2 separate regions of the Homo sapiens genome follow, and region 2 is linked to region 1. Evidence: chromatin contacts called from ENCODE Hi-C data. All regions are on one chromosome and are shown on one strand. The core of a region is the stretch at or near the end of the contact, and the rest is flanking DNA. Distances in the headings are between cores, read along the strand shown. Region 1 holds the start of UQCRC2 (ubiquinol-cytochrome c reductase core protein 2). Region 2 holds the start of DCTN5 (dynactin subunit 5).

Region 1 (7,285 bases), core at 1,560-4,059:
TTCAGTAGAGACAGGGTTTTGCCACGTTGGCCAGGCTGGTCTTGAACTCCTGACCTCAGGTGATCCACCCACCTTGGCCTCCCATAGTGCTGGGATTACAGGCATGAGCCACTGTGCCTGGCCCAGGGAATATTTCATCAGAGATAATACCTGACAGGGTAGGATTCTGAAAGGAATGGGGAAGGAAATGCCAACATCGAAATTATGCATTGGGGAAGCCATGATTAATGCCTCTGGCCCTAAGATGGCAAGGTAATGTTGTTCCCAAGTATAAACCCACATCACCTTCCTCTGGTGTGTTTTACTCCTACTGTTGCCTGCTTTCTCTTTACATTCTCCCACCCCATACTCACCGCGAGCGCTCAGGCTAGGTAGTTAGGCTCCATAGAGTCAAATTGGACCCCACATTAACGAAACTAACAATTCGAGCTTTCCAGCAATGAACTCATCTGCTCTTCCATGTCTACTCTTTTCCTGTCTGCTGGTTTCCTCTCCCAGGGCTTTCAGTGTGTTCTACGCAGAAACCAGTTCAAGGACTGGGTTTTCTTCTGCAATAAAATGCTGGAGTTGTGGCAGAGACCTCCACAGTGAGAACAGCCACGGAGTTGGCTAGGAGGTGACATGATGTGGAAGTGGTGGATGTGTCCACAAGATGGCACTCCTAATTTGTAGCTTAATGCTTAATAGGACATTTTGCAATTGACAAACTTGGGATTTTATGATTTATGTAGCTGATATCATGAATTATGTTTCAAATCCTGCCACATTTTGAACAGAATTTATTTTTGCCCCTTTCTGATATTGGGTCATAACCTAAGAATGAGAGGACATTATAAGCAGGTGTGGGTGTGTGTGTGTGTGTGTGTGTGTGTGCACTTGAGTGTGGAGACTTTTGTGTTCCTCCTACCTGACCTGAACTGTTGAATGATGAAGTTACAATGATTGGACTCAGGGGTGCAGCTAGCTAACTTGGGAATTGGGGTTTTGAAGTACTGGAGACAGCTTTGTATGCCATGTTAATGAATTTGAATTTTATCCTGAAAAACGTGGCTGTCGTTGAAGAATTTTAAGCAGGCAGGTGGCTTGATCAGAGCACTGCTTCCCAGATTTCACTCAATGGTACCTGTATAACACATTCATGATTTTTGCTGTATCTCCGTATCATCAAGTTACTTAACGTTTTTACACCAACTTTTATTATTTTATAAATGTACTTAAAGAGGAAATTCACTACTAGCATTGCTTGCCATAATCAAAATAAATATATTATTAAAATGGAACAGTGCTAAATAAGGTGTACACATGGACATAGAGTGTGGAATGACAGACAATGGAGACTCCGAAAGGTGGAGGGGTGGGAGAGAGGTGAACGATGAGAAAGTACTTAATGGGTACCATGTACATTATTCGGGTGATGGGTACACTAAAAGCCCAGACTTCACCATTACTGCAATATATCCATATAACATAACTGTACTTGCGCCCCTTAAATTTATACAAATTTTTAAAAGGAAAAAATGGAAGTGTTCATCTATGTACCAACTTAAAATCATCTCACGCACCACTAGTGTTAAATCTACCACATGTGGGGAAACTGTGTGGTATGAATTGGGTTGAGGGCGTCCCCAGCAGGCACAGAAATTGGGTTGGTGCCAGGTTCTTAATGCCCAGATCTTAATTAGAGAGCCCAAGTCCGTTGTAGGCCTGGAGCAATTCAGACACAAGGCAAAAAGAAAGTACATTTGCCTATGCCTTGTAACGTCTACACCACCAGCCTTTCTGAAACTATTGTGCATACGAAGTCATCCCAGGATCTTGTAAAAACACCGATTCGGATCCAATATGGGACCTGGAGTTCATACATTTCTAATCAACTCCTAAATGATATTGATGCTGATACTGTCGGTTTCCCAACCAAGCAACGTAGCAAGGTACGAAACTCTAAAGTCCCTAAAGGGCAGGGACCACGCCTCTCGCGTTGGCATAGTGCCTAGCTCAAGGCACTTTCTGGGTTAACACTCGCTGAGGACCGGAGTGAACGCCCCCGCCCCAAGTCGTCACGTGACTGACTTTCTCCAACTGCCGGTTTCGGCTCACATAACACACCTACTATCCAAAACATTTCTATTTTCCTAACACAAAAACTATAGCTAAGTTTTTATATTCTATGTAGCCCCAGCCTAGGACGTAAATTCCACGAGACCAAAAGCCTTGTGATGATTCCCCGAGGTTGCTGACCCTCCCGGTGTGTCCCGGGCCTGCTCTGGGGGACACAGCGGCGAATACGTTGAACGAGGCCCCTGTTTCACGGAGCTAAAGATCCAGTAAGGACTTCACCCAGCGAGAGGCAACTACGCCGGGCTTCGATACCCAATACCTCTGCAGAAAGGTGGAGTGGCAGGAATCTCCTGAAGCCTCCAACGTCCAGGAACGCGGAAACCCAGGGCCTCCAGTGCAGGTGTCATCCCGGAGGGCGCATGCGGAGTCCCAAGAGAGGCGCGTCCCATTGGACAATGCTGAGCGGAAGAGCCCAAGATAGCGGGGGGAGTTGTGACAGGCTGCTGCAGACGTACTTAGAAAAGGGGTGCATACTGGATATTCAGGCTAGGAGAAGAACGCAAAAAGCAGTGACGTACATTATTCTCTGCATATATTTACTTGGGAAATTGTGCGTCTCCCTATTCTGAGTCTTGGAGGAATTGGACTGGTCCAACCTTATAAAGAGAGCAGTAGAGCGCGGCAGTATAGAGAGTACCTCACGAAGGGGACGTGGGAAAGTGTTAGCGGGGAACGCTGGGAAACTCCCGGCCTCCGCCACCATCTTGCTTTCCTTTAATCCGGCAGTGACCGTGTGTCAGAACAATCTTGAATCATGAAGCTACTAACCAGAGCCGGCTCTTTCTCGGTGAGCTCAGGTGGCGGGTTTGGGAAAGGGCTGGGGAGCAGTGTGTCGACAAGGTGATACGAGGCGGAGGTGTCTGGTCTGGGGTCTGGGCCTTGGGATTCGGTCTGCCCTTCAGCTGAACCCTGCGGGCCAAGTGGGCTGCAGACTGGGTCAGGCTTTGGAGGCCCAGCTCATGCTGTGAGCACAAGAGACCTAACACCGGGAAACCTGAAGAGAGGGGCAGGACGTGAGAGCGGAGTTGAAGCGAGTCCTTGGAGAGACTTCTGAAGGTCACTCCGGTACTCAAGTGCTGGAGAAAGAGACCGTGAAACCCAGGGGGAGCGGGAGGACGGCGCACTTAGCCCCCCACCTTCACTTTATCCGCTGCAGCCTCTGCTCCTTGGTTTATCACGGAGCGTCAGTTTCCCCAGCGAATAAAAGTATAAGAAAGGAGCTAATGCAGATAGAACACTTATTACAGTACCTGGAACTTCATTGTTAAATACTATGGTGTCTTAGTAGTCTAACGTTGCTTTTCTTGATCGTATGTTAGACGGTTCCTCCAAGACGTCTCTGTTTGTCCTCAAAAGCTCCTTAATTAAGTTTCCCCTTCAAGCCTAAATTAAACATAGCTGTCACTTGGGGAAAACTCACACATCAGGGTTATATCACTGTGGGACAGTGGTTATTAAGAGGGGTAAGGGGGAACACTTAAAAAATCATAGCGAGGGACAGAATGCCCCCAGGGAACCGGTGGCGATGTTTGGAGACATATTTAGTTGCAACAACTTGTAAGGAGGGTGCTATTGGCATGGAGAGGCCAGGGATGCTGCTAAACTTCGCCTTACAGCAAAGAATTATCTAGCCCCAAGTGCCAGTAGTAGTACCTGTGTTGAGAAACCCCCCTAGATGGAGATGCAGAAGACCAGACCTGGGCATGGAATGTTCTTATGCTTTATGTTTACATAAATGTGCTGTGGGCTATATCGATTTAGGCTGTAATTGCATTAACCTTCCAGGTATACCTAGACACACCAGTGATTACCCTTGGAGGGAAGCACGGTTAGATTGGCAAAAGACCCCAACATTTCCTTCTCCATTCTATTTTGCAACAGAAAAAGCTCAGAGAAAACAGTTGGAGAGGCCCAAAGTAAACAAATTGCAGTAAACTTGAAAGCAATTATTTATGTGTCTAATTTTAGCACTTTATATAGGAGAATAAACTTAGATATATCTTGTTATTAGAACAAAATAATTTAGAAGATTGCATGACAGTTACTAGGATAATTTGCTGATTTGAATGGGACGATTAAGAAGCACATTACCGGCGGAGCGCGATGGCTCACACCTGTAATCCTAGCACTTTGGGAGTCAGAGGCAGGCGGATCACTTGAGATGAGGAGTTCGAAACCAGTCTGGCCATCATGGTGAAACCCCGTCTCTACTAAAAATACAAAAAAAAAAAAAATAGCCGGGCGTGGTGGTGGTGGGCGCCTCTAATCCCAGCTACTCAGGAGGCTGAGGCAGGAGAATCTCTTGAACCCAGGAGGCGGAGGTTGCAGTGAGCCGAGATCGCACCGCTGCACTCCAGCCTAGACGACAGAGCGAGACTCCGTCTCAAAAAAAAAAAAAAAAAAAAATTACCAACAAAGAGTTACTATTTGGGCACATTTGGTTGGAAAACACCTAAAATCTCACTTGGTAACGGAATTATAGATTATTCATATTTGAATTGCTATGCCCATATATCTTAAAAGTTTACTTTTTGGAAAATTATAGGCCAAAATTACAAAGAAGGTTAACTATACCATACCCAGCAAACTAAATTGATGACGATAAAGTAAAGCTAATTGTAATTCATAACTGAAAAGCAGTACTAAAAGCAAGTGATAACCAGCAGCCAACCTAGTACAGCACTAATGATGTACAACAAACAGCCTTCTGGACAGCACAGAGTGGAGGCATTGCAGACTGTGCAGGGATGTCCGGGAAACTCCAGTGAGGAGGTGTTCATTGGGTCTTGGGAGCACCAAATTTTATTCACTCATCATCTCCTCTAATAACCTCATGAACTTTAGTCATAATCAGAATGATTTGTATGGCATTGTATAACATTTGCCAAAACAAACTGAATAAAATGAATGCATTTTGGGTCCATTATCTAATATTTAATGGGACCCTTTCACCCTACCAGTAACTGCATTTTATATATTGAGAATCTGATGTGGATGAAGCCATTATTAATCTCAGGATGACATACATGTCATAAATGTTTTATTTAGTCAAAAAAACTAAGACCTTTGGTTGTGTGGTCTTAATACAGCACACAAGAGTGAAGATACAATGGAAAATATTGAGGGCTTGGAGGAAGTTGGTATATACTTTGTCTTTTTCTTTTTTTTTTCTTGAGACGGAGTTTTGCTCTTGTTGCCCAGGCTAGACTGCAATGGCACAATCTCGGCTCACTGCAACCTCCGCCTCCCGGATTCAAGTGATTCTCCTGCCTCAGCCTCCCCAGTAGCTGGGATTACAGGCATGCATCACCACGCCCCGCTTATTTTGTGTTTTTATTAGAGATGGGGTTTCTCCATGTTTGTCAGGCTAGTCTCGAGCTCCTGACCTCAGGTGATCCGCCCACCTTGGCCTCCCAAAGTGCTGGGATTACAGGCGTGAGCCACCGCACCCGGCTAGTTTGTCTTTTTTAAAGGTTACTAAGATGATTAAGGAGATGAAACCATTTCAATTGGAAATTAGACTGAACGGATGACATTCATTGGGCAGATAAAAGAAGCAAGAAGCTGAAACCTATAAAAGGTTGTGGACACAGGCCAGGTGTGGTGGCTCCCACCTGTAATTCTAGCACTTTGTGAGGCCGAGGCGGGTGGATTGCCTGAGCTCAGGAGTTTGAGACCAGCCTGAGCTATGGGGTGAAACGCCATCTCTACTAAAATACAAAAAATTAGCCAGGCGTGGCAGCATGTACCTGTAATCCCAGCTACTTGGGAGGCTGAGACAGGAGAATCGCTTGAATCCAGGAGGCAGACATTGCAATGACCCGAGATCGCACTGTTGCACTCCAGCGTGGGACACAGAGCACGACTCCAACTCAACAAAAAAGGTTGTGGATGGGGTGATCTGACACTTTTTCAAAAAATGCCAAAGCTTTAGAACTACACAGAACCATGAAACTTTTATAAGGTAACTGAAAGATAAGAAAATACAGTGATTCTTTACATCATTTAAAAAATAAGCATCAAGAACTCTATAAATCACTAATAAATAGAGGTTTAAGAATGGCTTGGGTAAACTGGTGGGTTAGTAAGTCCATAATAAGTTATGCAGCTAGGCGGGGTGCAGTGGCTCACGCCTGTAATTCCAACACTTTGGGAGACCAAGGTGGGCAGATCACTTAAGATCAGGAGTTCAAGACCAGCTTGGCCAACACAGTGAAACCCCATCTCTACTAAAAAATACAAAACAAAAACTAGCTGGACATGGTGGCACGCACCTGTAATTCCAGCTATTTGGGAGGCTAAGGCAGGAGAATGGCTTGAACCCAGGAGGTAGAGGTTGCAGTGAGCTGAGATTGCGCCACTGCACTCCAGCCTGAGCGACAGAGAGACACTCTGTCTCAAAAAAAAAAAAAAAATGTTATGCAGGTAAATCCTCCCATGGAGGTGGTTATTGCTCCTTCCACCCCCGAACACCCTCTGTCGCTTGGGTACCCTAAGATACCATGCTTTTATATAAAGCACTGTTCTTGTGAGAAATACGTGTAACCTGTGTTTTTTATGTTTAGAGATTTTATTCCCTCAAAGTTGCCCCCAAAGTTAAAGCCACAGCTGCGCCTGCAGGAGCACCGCCACAACCTCAGGACCTTGAGGTTAGTCCCACTAACTTGCTCGCTGGAAGCTATACATGCCTTACTCTCCTTGGTAATACGAAGACATTCATTATATCTCTACTTTATTTTAAATACAGTTTACCAAGTTACCAAATGGCTTGGTGATTGCTTCTTTGGAAAACTATTCTCCTGTATCAAGAATTGGTTTGTTCATTAAAGCAGGCAGTAGATATGAGGACTTCAGCAATTTAGGAACCACCCATTTGCTGCGTCTTACATCCAGTCTGGTGAGTATCTTCACTTCCTCAAGTGTTTGGAAATGCTGTGGTATCTTGGTCCTGTGAAAAAGAAAAACTAAGATCAATGTCTTTATATTTTGATTCCTTGACCTGCCATAACAAATTACCACGGACTGGGTAGCTTAAACCAAATAAGTTTATCCTGTTACAGTTCTAGAGGCTAGAAGTCCAAGTCAAGGTGTCTAAGCCAAGCCAAGATATCAGCAGGGCTGTGATCCCTCTAAAGGTTCTAGGAAGGCACAAATCCTCCCCTGCCTG
Region 2 (6,903 bases), core at 1-2,500, 1.7 Mb after region 1:
GGATTATCTTGTTTACTTATAAATGATCTTTCTCACCTCCACCAGAAGGTAAGCCAGGATAAGAATAACATCAGCACAAGCTGGAAACATCCTAAAAGTCTATCAGTAAAGTACAGTCTAAAGAAGCAAGGGCACTTCCAAGGCCAGGTGCAGTGGCGGGTTCGTGTAATCCCAGCTACTCGGGAGGCTGAGGCAGGAGAGTCGCTTGATCCCAGGAAGCGGAGGTTGCAGTGAGCCGAGATCGCGCCACTGCACCCCAGCATGGGTGGCAGAGTGAGACTCTGTCTCAAAAAAGAAGAAAAACAGAAAAGGAAGAAAAAAGAAACAAAACGAGGGCACTTCCAAACTACAACATACTGTCTAGAACTTAAAAAAGAAAGCAAGGTAGATAAACATGTCCTGACAGGAAAGCTAAACGGAACCTGCAGAACCATTCAGATCATACCATTTATGAACATTCCCTTCTCCAAAAAATATACATAGGATTCCTTTTTGGTGGTTAGGGATACGCCCCTCCTCCACCACCCACATTAACACACGAAAGGACCTGGAAGTACCAGACTTAAAAGATTTACTTGAGGCCGTCCGGGGGGAGAAGTAAAGATTGAGGGTGTGGGAGGGGGGAGGAGCAAGGGTGTCGATACAGCTTTATCTACAAACTGTTACACATTGTATTAATGCGCTGCTACTGTAATGAAATTTGTTCTTTAAACGCCACCACGTGAGCACCACGCTATTTCCACATTTTCATTTTCTGTGCCCCCTCAGCCCTAAGAGGAGGGGGTGGTCAGATGATACTGCTGCCCTCGGACTGCCGAGGACACAAAGCCAGGCCTAAAACCCTGGGAAAGCGGGGTCAGAGTCCTGCGTCCGCCCTTCCCGCACCCCCGGCACCTTTTCCTTCTCCTCACAGCTGAGGGGCTTCCCGGGAGGCTCGTCCATCGGGCAGGCGACAGAACGAAAAGAGCAGCCGTCGCCGACCCCAGGCCTGCCGACACCGGGACCCAGTTGGCCCTGGGCCGGGGAGGCGCCCCAGGAAGGAATGGGGAGCCCGGGATCGCACCCTCAGTGCGCGATCAGCTGACCCACGCGGGCCAAGCGCGCCCTAAACTCCGGCCAATTAAATCCACCATTCGGCCTGCGCACGCGCAGCCGTAGACGGCCGAGCAGTGGAGCGAGGCCGCCTAAAGGAGAGCCGCGCTGTCGATGAGTCCCAGTGGGCCACCTGGAGCGGAAGTGGAGGAGCGGCCGGAAGTAGCCGGAATCTCTGAAAGACTGACCGACTGACTCTGACAGGATCCGGGGCTGAGGGAAGGAGGCGGCGGCCATGGAGTTGGGCGAGCTGCTCTACAACAAGTCTGAGTACATCGAGACGGTGCGCGGGTCCAGATATGTATCCTCCTCTTTCCAACCCTGCGTCCCTTTGAGGCCTGGTCGGCGTTCCCAACCTGCCCCTACCCCACCAACCCCTGTCCCTTTGGCCATTAGTCCCGGATTATCTAGCGATGCCCCGTGTACCGTCTGGCTTTGCTGTTTACTCCGCGCTTGGCCAGTTGAGGCCTTTTGTATTTATTCCTGATTTTCTCATAGGGGTAAAGTGCCTTCGGGAGGATAGGACAAGTCCCATCCTGTTCATACGAATTACAGCTCGGACTTCGGGCCCTTTTACACTGCCTTTTGTATCTGTTAACTTGCGCTAAAAACGATTCGGTTCTTTTTTTTTGAGGAAGGGGGTTGGGGGGCGGAGACTCTGTCGCCCAGTCCTGAGGGCCGCGGCGCGATCTCTGCTCACTGCAACCTCCGCCTCCCGGGTTCAAGCGATTCTCCTGCCTCAGCGTCTCGAGTAGCTGGGATTACAGGCGCCCGCCACCACGCCCGGCTAATTTTTGTATTTTTTGGTAGAGACGGGGTTTCACCGTGTTGGCCAGGCAGGTCCCTAACTCTTGACCTCAGGTGATCGACCCGCCTCGGCCTCCCAAAGTGCTGGCATTACAGGCGTGAGCCACCGCACCCTGCCGATTTGGTTCTTTATGATCAGTACATGATATGTTTGTAAAATCTTGGAAACAGGGCAAGTGGTCAATTAACGTTACTATCGTTATTTTGGTTTTCTTTGCTTTCTCACAACTCTGATACTCATAGTCATTATCCTCGTTTTAAGGCCGTAAAGCCCACGCGTGGAAGTGGGATTTGAATCCGCGTCTGTCTGATGCCACCAAGCTATAGACATTCAAATTATGAGTTTATTCCTTGAGTCCCTAGTTTCCTTTGTGTTTTTATTTTTTGAGACAGGTTCTCACTCTGTTGCCCAGGCTGGAGTGCAGTGGCACAATCACAGCTCATTGCAGCCTCGGCCTTCCAGGCTCAAGCGATCCTCTAGCCTCAGCCTTCTGAGGAGCTGGGACTACAGACACGCGCCACCATGCCCGGCTAATTAAAAAATTTTTTTTTTGTTGAGAAGGGGTCTCACTATGTTGCCTAGGCTGGTCTTGAGCTCCTGTCCTCAAGGGATCCGTCTGCCTCAGCCTCTCAAAGTGCTGAGATTACAGGCATGAGCCACCATACTCAGCCATAGTTTCCTAATCCATCATTGCTTTTTTGATATCCTGGACTCACTCCATTGTGGACAGCACCCCACTTTATGTTTTTTTCTCTCAAATGGGAGCTTTCTTGATGGAAACCTGTAGTCCAGAAACCTATTAAGTTTGCTTTCCCCGGTTTTCCGTTGTTTTCTTTTAGGCATCTGGGAACAAAGTCAGTCGCCAGTCAGTGTTGTGTGGAAGCCAGAACATCGTTCTCAATGGCAAGGTAAGGGACAAAGCCAGCTCCAGGCTGCAAACCTTAGCTTGCGTTCTGCTAATTGTCACCACAGCAGGGCAGATAAAATGTTGCCATATCTCCTATTTATTGTTTACATTTTTAATTCTCTTGTTTTTAAATTTTTTATTTTGTAAATTGGATCTCCTTTTTGTTTTTTTTTTGTTTCGGTTTTTTTTGAGACAGTCTCACTCTGTCGCCCAGGCTGGAGTGCAGTGGCCCCATCTCAGGTCGCTGCAACCTCCGTCTCCCAGGTTCAACCAGTTCTCCTGCCTCAGCCTCCCGAGTAGCTGGGATTACAGGCAGCTGCCACCAAGCCCGGCTAATATTTTGTATTTTTAGTAGAGACAGGGTTTCATCATGTTGGCCAGGCTGGTCTTGAACTCCTGCCCTCAAGTGATCCACCCACCTCGGCCTCCCAAAGTGCTGGGATTATAGGTGTGAGCCACTGCACCCAGCCTAAGTTGGATCTCTTGAATGCAAAAAGGTTCAATAAGAGGCAACAGAAAACCTTTTTTCTTTTATGCCAGGAACAAAATACAGTGGTACCTAGAACCAACATTATTTTATGATATAGTGTGCATTAAACTACTGGGCACAAAGTGTAACAGGTAATGAAATATTTGAAGGTAGAAACTAAAGTAATACTTATAAAATTATCTCTTTAGTAAAAATTAATAATTCACTATTAACTGAAACTCTTAAAACGAATGTGACAATTGGAAAAGATATTAAAGTATGAGACAAATATGCAAAGTGGAATCTGAAAGCCTGAGAATCTTGTAATCCAAATAAATTACAATAGCAAAGAGACGAGTATAAACTTGGAAGAGAAAATATCACAGGGTATATTTGAGCTTGACAAACAGTGAAGTTCACAGTTGTTTTCCTGCCATCTGGAACACTCAATTTTGAAATTAATTTTTCTTTAAATATTACATCTCTAACTTCCAGAAGGAAAATAGTCTCCTTATAACCAAGAGATCACAAATATTTTCAGTAGAAGATAATTAGTCTCCATTAAGCCTGTCATACCAAGGAATTAAGTGGAAAAGAAATATAATTCAGTAATTGCTGCTCAGACATACTGTTTCTTTTTTTTCCTTTTTTGTTGAGACAGAGTATTGCTCTGTCACCCAGGTCGGAGTACAGTGGCGCGATCTTGGCTCACTGCAACTTCCACCTCCTGGCATCAGGTGATTCTCCTGCCTCAGCCTCCAGAGTAGCTGGGATTACAGGCTCCCGCCATCATGCCCACCTAATTTTTTTTTTTTTTTTTTTTTTTTGAGATGGAGTCTCGCCCTGTTGCCCAGGTTGGAGTGCAGTGGTGCGATTTTGGCTCACTGTAAGCTCCGCCTCCCAGGCTCACGCCATTCTCCTGCCTCAGCCTCCTGAGTAGCTAGGACTACAGGCACCCACCACCATGCCCAGCTAATTTTTTGTATTTTTATCAGAGATGGGGTTTCACCGTGTTAGCCAGGATGGTCTCAATCTCCTGACCTCGTGATCCACCTGCCTTGTCCTCCGAAAGTGCTGGGATTACAGGCGTGAGCCACCGCGCCTGGCCTAATTTTTGTATTTTTAGTAGAGACAGGGTTTCACCATATTGGCCAGGCTGGTCTTGAACTCCTCACCTCAGATGATCCATCCACTTCAGCCTCCCAAAGTGCTGGGATTACAGGCATGAGCCACCACGCCCAGCCCAAGATTTTTTTTCTTATGGTGAACTATGTATAACAATTTGCCATTTTAACAATTTTTTAAAAATTTTTATTATTTGAGACAGTTGCCCAGGCTGGAGTGAAGCGGCGCCATCTCAGTCGCCACAACCTCCGCCTCTTGGCTTCAAGGATTCTCATGCCTCAGCCTCCTGTGTAGCTGGGACTACAGGTGCACGCCACTACACTGGGCTAATTTTTGTATTTTTAGTAGAGGCAGGGTTTTGCCACGTTGGCCAGGCTGGTCTCAAACTCTTGGCCTCAAGTGATCCACCTGCCTTGGCCTCTCAAAGTACTGGGATTACAAGTGTGAGCCACTGCACCCAGCCTAACTATATATATATATATATATATATATATATATATATATATATATATATATATATATTTTTTTTTTTTTTAATACGCAGTTTTGCTCTTGTTGCCCAGGCTGGAGTGCAATGGCACGATCTCGGCTCACCACAACCTCCGCCTCCCAGGTTCAAGTGATTCTCCTGCCTCAGACTCCCCAGTTACAGGCATGTGCCACCATGCCCAGCTAATTTTATATTTTTAATAGAGGCGGGGTTTCTCCATGTTGATCAGGCTGGTCTCGAACTCCCGACCTCAGGTGATCTGCCCTCCTTGGCCTTCCAAAGTGCTGGAATTACAGGCATGAGCCACTGCGCCCAGCCTTACCAATTTTTAAGTGTACAATTAGTTGCATTAATTACATTCACAATGTTGTGCAACCATCTCCACTATCCATTTCCAAAATTTTTTCATCACCCCAAATAAAAACTCTACACATTAAGGAATACACGCCCATTCCCTACTTCCTTCCATTGCTGATAGCCTGAATCTACTTTCTGTCTCTATGAATTTGCCTATTCTGGATATTTCATATAAGTGGAATCATACAATATTTGTCCTTTTTGTCTGGCTTATTTCACTTAGTGTAAGGTTTTCAAGGTTCATCCTTGTTAAAGCACATCAGAACTTCATTCCTTTCCATAGCAGAGTAATACTCCATTGTATGTATATGCCACATTTCGTATAGGCACTTGGATTGTTTCTACCCTTTGGCTATTGGGAATAATGCTGCAGTGAACACTGATGTGCAAGTATCTGTTTGTGTCCCTGTCTTCAGTTTTTTTGAGTATATACCTAGGAGTGTATATACTCAATACTTGATTTGGCAATGTTTGGTATATACAAAAGAGCGTGATTGCTGGGACAAATGGTGAGTCTATGTTTAACTTTTTGGGAAACTGACAAATTTTTTTCCAAAATGGCTGCACCATTTTACGTTTCCACCAGCATTGTGCAGGGTTCCAATTTCTCCACATCTTTACCAACACTAGTTATTTTCTGGTTTTTTTTGGATTATGGCCATCCAAGGGAGTATAAAATGGTATCTCATAGTGGTTTTGATTTGTATTTCCTTAATGACTAATGATATTGAACATCTTTGAATGTTGCTTGTTGGTCATCTGTACATCTTCTTTAGAGAAATGTCTGTTCAGTCCTTTGCCTATTTTTATATTGTGTTGTCTTTTTCTTATTGAGTTCTAGGAGTTCTTTATGCATTCTGGATATTAAACACTTATCAGATATATGATTTGCAAATGCTTTCTTCCTTTCTGTAGATTTTGTGCATCCCTTTGATGCACAAAAGTTTTTAATTTTGAAGTCTGGTTTATCTGTTTTTTCTTCTGTTGCTTGTGTTTTTGGTGTCATATTAAGAATCCAAACTTATGGCCATGAAGATTTACTGCCGTGTTTTCTTCTAAGAGCGTTAATGGTCTTAGTGCTGTGTTTAGGTCATTGATCCATTTTGAGTTAATTTTTTTTTTTGTTTTTTGAGACGGAGTTTCCCTCTTGTCATCCAGGCTGGAGTGCAGTGGTGCAATCTCGGCTCACTGCAACCTCCGCCTCCTGGGTTCAAGTGATTCTCCTCTCTCAGCCTCCCAAGTAGCTGGGATTACAGGCATGCGCCACCATGCCTGACTAATTTTGTATTTTTAGTAGAGACAGGGTTTCTCCATATTGGTCAGGCTGGTCTCAAACTCCCGACCTCAGGTGATCTGCCAGCCTCGGCGTCCCAAAGTGCCGGGATTACAGGCGTGAACCACTGTACCCAGCTTGAGTAATTTTTTTATATGGTTTGAGGTAGGGGTCTAACTTAGTTCTTTTGAATGTAGAAATACAGTTATCCTGGCACTGTTTGTTGAAAATACTATTCTTTCCCTGTTGAATGGTCTTGGCACTCTTCTAGAAAATCAATTGGTCATAGATGAATAGATTTATTTGTGAACTCTCAATTCTATTTGGTTGGTCTGTATGACTATCTTTATGGAACACTGCACTGTTTTGATTACCATAGCTT

The links. Hi-C counts contacts between places; a loop is a spot of excess contacts on that map. Pooled maps may share reads with other maps.
Region 2: a loop to region 1 is called in a pooled map, with 14 times the contacts of the local background. The contact joins the promoter of DCTN5 here to the promoter of UQCRC2 in region 1. A Hi-C loop is called at or near these places in 10 of 50 pooled maps.

What each region holds. Positions count from the first base shown.
Region 1 is chr16:21,950,552-21,957,836 of GRCh38, forward strand. It overlaps UQCRC2 (ubiquinol-cytochrome c reductase core protein 2), which reads left to right and starts at 2,810. Exons shown (of 14, transcript NM_003366.4): 1 at 2,810-2,905; 2 at 6,684-6,767; 3 at 6,866-7,015. The coding sequence starts at 2,873. It also overlaps a transcript of PDZD9 not described here. RefSeq lists enhancers at 2,143-2,602, 2,691-3,408, 2,923-3,092, 3,103-3,152.
Region 2 is chr16:23,640,216-23,647,118 of GRCh38, forward strand. DCTN5 (dynactin subunit 5) reads left to right here and starts at 1,251. Exons shown (of 6, transcript NM_032486.4): 1 at 1,251-1,375; 2 at 2,740-2,808. The coding sequence starts at 1,328. PALB2 (partner and localizer of BRCA2) reads right to left here and starts at 1,095. Exons shown (of 13, transcript NM_024675.4): 1 at 895-1,095. The coding sequence starts at 942. RefSeq lists a silencer at 162-396 and an enhancer at 1,524-2,313.